Regions from separate parts of the Homo sapiens genome. Here region 2 is linked to region 1. A link is an interaction called in ENCODE POLR2A ChIA-PET data of the cell type or tissue named here. Cell type or tissue: PC-3. All regions are shown on one strand.

What was found. Peaks named below come from ENCODE experiments on the same cell type or tissue, not always from the same donor. Only the 100,000 strongest peaks of a DNase experiment are listed, where the experiment ranks them.
Region 2: POLR2A ChIA-PET joins it to region 1 with 5 read pairs; 2 of 35 experiments call an interaction of 5 or more read pairs at or near these places.

The regions. Positions count from the first base shown.
Region 1 is chr5:102,717,515-102,720,014 of GRCh38, reverse strand. The region is part of intron 2 of LOC105379104 (a long non-coding RNA gene); the gene reads right to left. Among named protein-coding and RNA genes, the nearest start is that of PAM, 37 kb to the left of the region's middle. In PC-3, no CTCF peak of the experiment used is centred here; a DNase peak (open chromatin) is centred at 1,094; H3K4me3 peaks cover 457 bases; H3K27ac peaks cover 450 bases.
Region 2 is chr5:102,823,621-102,826,120 of GRCh38, reverse strand. The region is part of intron 1 of PAM (peptidylglycine alpha-amidating monooxygenase); the gene reads right to left. Among named protein-coding and RNA genes, the nearest start is that of PAM, 70 kb to the right of the region's middle. In PC-3, no CTCF peak of the experiment used is centred here; no DNase peak of the experiment used is centred here.

The DNA of each region.
Region 1 (2,500 bases):
CTTACTTGCCCCTCCTGCTCCTTCTGCTATGTGAGGACACAATGTTGGCCTCTTTTGCCATGTGGAAACACAGCAACAAGGCACCATCTATGAAGCAGAGTGTGAGCCTTCACTAGACACAGAATTTGCTGTTGCTTTGATCTTGGACTTTCCAGCCTCCAGAGCTGTGAAAAAGAAATTTCTACCACTTATAAGTTACCCAGTGTAAGGTATTTTGTTACAGCAGCCAGATTAGACTAAGAGAAGTGTCAAGCTTGAGTCAAATCTTTAATAATCTCAGTTTGTGATATAATCATGCTACGTTGGAGGTTTTAATAATTATTATCATCTTACTAACTAGCAGCCCAGAAACTCCTTTAATTGAATGTTACTGGCAGTTTTAGCTTTTTTTCTCACATGAGTGCACTATAATATATAGCACAGGTGAGGGCAATTAACTCCTTGGTGGCAGGAACACGTCTTTCTTTTCTTTTGAAAGTTTCCAAACCATAGCAGGGCCAGTTGTTGGGGAATGTACTGTGTATAGTAAAATGTTCAGCAGCATCAGTAACCTTTACCAACAAGGTATCAGAAGTACTAAGCCAGTTGTGATAATTAAAAGTCTCTCCAGATATTGCCAAATGCCCGCCTGGGAGCAAAATTACCCTTGGTCAAGAATCACTGCTCTAGTTGGTTGATTTGATGATGATTTATATTTGAGTGATTCTTTTGCCAAATATGTAGGTGACATCTTCTTCAGCCTGCATTTCTTTAGCCACATGTGTAAGATAATTCTGGTTTTATATATCTTCATCATGCTGTTATAAAGTCTCAATAAAGGTATAGATAAATCTAGACTCCTAGTAAAAATGTGCTATGCCATATTGTGCAGAGCCAAGGAGATACCGTTACCTGTTTCTACAAGAGTCAGAACTATTAAGCAAAGCACTTTTTCCACAGTGACTGATACCTAAACAATGACTCATAAATTACAACGACCTTTGTTGTTAAACTTTTATTGTTAATAAATTTTAGAACTGTACATTCCTTTCTCTTCTGAAATCTGGAGTATCACCAAAAGTATGCTTAGCAATCCTTTGGAACAGAAATGTTCTCTCTCTGTCATGTGTCCTTTGTCCTATTTAAGAATACTTAAGTGTTCCAAACAGCGGACTCGGTAATGAGTTAAGTTGCCTTTCCTTCACCTAATGACAAATGGAAAATGGTGGAAATTCCATTAAAAAACTAACAAATGGAGTTTTTCTTCTAGAGCCACAGTCATTTTCTTAAACATTCACTGGATTTAAGAGTGAAGAGTTCAGCTTTCTAGGGAAATTTTCTAATTTCTTAGGGTACTTTTTATGGCTTTAGAACTGTTGTGAGTAACCCTAGCTCAGGAGCAGTTCCTAGATTTTCGACTTGGCTGAGCTTGTTGTATAACTGTGGATCAATACATATTTGTTGGTGAATGAATAAGTGATTAAATATTCTTCTTTTTCTAAGACATTTGATTTAAAACTAAGTGAATTTCCTTACAATTTAATAGCAGATGTGCTATTTTTATCCCTTATCTCCATGTCAGAGCATTTAAATTGAGGGTAGCTGCCAGAGGCAGAGTAAAAAAAAAAAAAAAAAATCATGTGTATAAGCTTTCTTCTGCCCTATTTCCTTTTGCTCCCATTTACTTCATAATAACATACATCCATCACTGTTGGGGTTGACTCTTGGCTAGTTTCTCAGTACAGGCTAATGTGAACTTGCTACAAACACTTACTGGGTGATGATAACAACTTAATTTTTCTAAAGGAATAATAAAAGTGTAAAACAAGTCCACTCTCATTCATAGTCAATATAAGAAAGCAGTGGGACTGGGCTTCTCAAGAGAAAATAACATTTCCTATGGAAAGGAAGCACACGTATAGTTTTTCTTTTTAAAGAGATATTTTATGGAAGCAAACTTAACGTGTTCTTTAATTGGCAATGTTATCTAAGTTATTTTCTTAAATGTATTAATACTCTCACATCTCATTCTTTGAGATAAGTTAAATGCTAAAATTTACGTTTACATATGTGAATGTATGTGTGTGTATGTGTACTTTAGGGTCTCTCTTTCTCTCTTTCCAAATTCCTAGTTTTCTCCTTTAAGCCTCTGCCATCTACAAAACTAAACAGCATGTAACACAAGGTCTGCCACATGATAAGAGTTCTGTAGATATTAATAGCTTGTAATTTTACTTCTACCCTTTCACCGTTATTGTGCCTGCTCCATGGTTTAGTGTTTTCTGTAGAGAGAATACTAAAAATGAATCCAAGGCATTTTCTTGAGTGTTGGCTCTGTTTATGCCAGCAGGGAAAAAGCACAGTTTTAGAAACTTCTATTTTGCCCTGGTTTAACATCTTCTCCTGTCATTATCTCAACTTTCATTACTTCGAGTGGAATATAGAAATAAGAAAGCAAAAGCAACTTTCCTATTAATAAAATCTACCTTTATCTCATTACATTCAACGTTAAAATAGAAAT
Region 2 (2,500 bases), 110 kb before region 1:
ATTTAGTAAAAATAGCAAGTAATAGTAACTAAGATTTGAGCTCATACTTTGTTAACAATCAGTTTGCAAACACTGTATTCTTATTATCCTCATTTTAAAGTTGTGAAAAACAAGGCTTTATTTTGTTAAGTAATTTATCCAAAGCCGGGAAATTGTAGAGTTAGAAATAAAACCCAGGTTTTACACAGCACAAGTCAGTTTCATGAACAATCTCATTTATTTCTCATAATACTCTAACTCTAGAAAGCAGTATTATTTTCTTTTTCTTTTTTAGAGATGGGGTATTGATCTGTTGCCCAGGCTGGAGTGCAGTGGTACAATCATAGCTCACTTGTAGCCTTTAACTTCCGGGCTCAAGCAATCCTTCTGTCTCAGCCTCCCAAGTAGCTAGACTAGAGGCACATGCCACCAAACCTGGCTGTTTTTCATTTTTGTACGGATAGAATCTCACTATGTTGTACAGGATTGAAGTAGTATTTTCATTACTCTTATTCTCTGTATTGAAACTGAGGATCAAAGAGGTTCCATGACTTGGCCAAGTTCACACAACCCATACTCCTGGAGCTTGAACTCCAGGCCCGTTTCTCATGACTCTATATTAAATGTTCTTCCCAGCATCGCATGTTGACATTAAAATCTGGCATTTGATATTTGATCTTATACATACGCACACAGTAAGCAACCGGGTTCCCTCTAAGATTATCTTTGATTCTTTTCTGAGTTTATTCTCCTGGGCTATTAAGAATATATTTGATTTGGACAATATTTAATTTCTCACCCAAAGATAAATTTTTTAGTTTTAGATTGAAAGCCAGCGATGTTGAAGTAAAGGTATTACAGAATCTAAAACCACCTGGATGGATCTAGAGAGATCCATTATCCAAGTTTTCTTTGAAGCTCTGAAAGAAAATGTTTGATTTTTAAAATAAAAATATTAGCCATTTAATTTGTATATTTGAAAATGACTTAAATTAGATTGTTTCTTTTTCTGTTAAGTTACAAAAGAGGCTGAAATGTTACAGGTCAGGAGCCTACAAAGGTACCATAACATTAGTGCTCAGGTAAGAAAGGTGCTTTCGCATTAGCTATTCAGTTTCTTGGATCTTAGGAAGCCAGCACAAGTCTGTCATCAATGTCTGTGTCAGTGGTGGGTTATTTCCCACTTCCTGACCATTTCAAAATCTTGCAGGGTCTCTAAAGCCTAATTTAGGAACTACATATAGGTTTTTAGATCTGGCAATAATATGCTAACTATGTGGTTTATAATATATAAAATTTTATTTAGAGTGAGTCCTTATTTTAGAAAATTTGCATTTCCAGAGCTTGTGAATTTTTTAAGTGATTTGTTTCTACGTCCATAAAACTAATTAGGAAACACTGTCACCTGTATTTGATATTGCTTTGAAATCTCATTTTTCTCACTAAAAGCAACATTTAGCATGTATTGAGCAGGCAGCATAAAAACTTTCACAAATAGAGTGGTTATAGCAAAACAGAGTAATGTGAGTAACAGGAAAAGTAACCAGATGCAGCTATCACAGTTATACATGGTACCAATTAATTATACTCAGCTTTTTAATCACTATCAAATATAGTGTAAGTGTTGGGAAAATATTTAAAGACAAAAACTTGGAGATTCTGTATTTGGTATAAGGAAGTTTAAATACAAAATGACTATCCCAGTGACTATCACATATTACACCTTCCATTTGTACATAGAATGACTAAGATAAAACAATGTAGCTATAAAGTTTTGGCTGATTTCATAAAATTGTATTCTTCATAGGTTTATTGAAATGTGATATGAATAAATACTACAGATTTAGAAATGTTCGCAGAACCCTCCTCGCCACGGAATTTGGTTCCGTATACTATGCTCATGAACACTTGCCTCATATTTTCTTAAATATTTATGAATAACATAGTCTCGAACTCAACAGCCTTTTTCTTGCAATAGCTCTTCTTCCAGATGCAGCATTAAGTATGGTCTTGAATTAAGGATCAATAGCATCTTTAATGCTGCTTCCCTAAACCATCCGCTAGTTTTGTAGGGCTTCAATAAACCAAATGTCATCTTACATGTTTCCATTTCTGGTGCTCTTTAAAACAACAATAAATAAGCTGAATTAATGTTTAATAAACATACAAAGAAAAGATTACATAATGAAACTTTGAGTATTTTTCTCCTAAACGAAGAAGGGGGCAGAACTAGTATCTTTTTCATGGTCAGGGTCTATTTGAGATACAGTTAGTTCCCTTTCTGTGACCTGCATATAACAAGTTCAGACTCTGCTCTATGAAGTGAACATGAGAACAGGACTATTAAAAGTTCACTTATGAGCATAGATTACAAGTGTTTACAGTACATAAACTCAGGACTACTGGACTTTAGAGCTTAATTCTGGGTCATATTTCAGTTTCTTTCTTAATGCTCACTCTTAGAAGAAAATGCCCATGGAATAAAAGAAGGTCCATAACTCTCATTCTTAGTTAAGTAGGT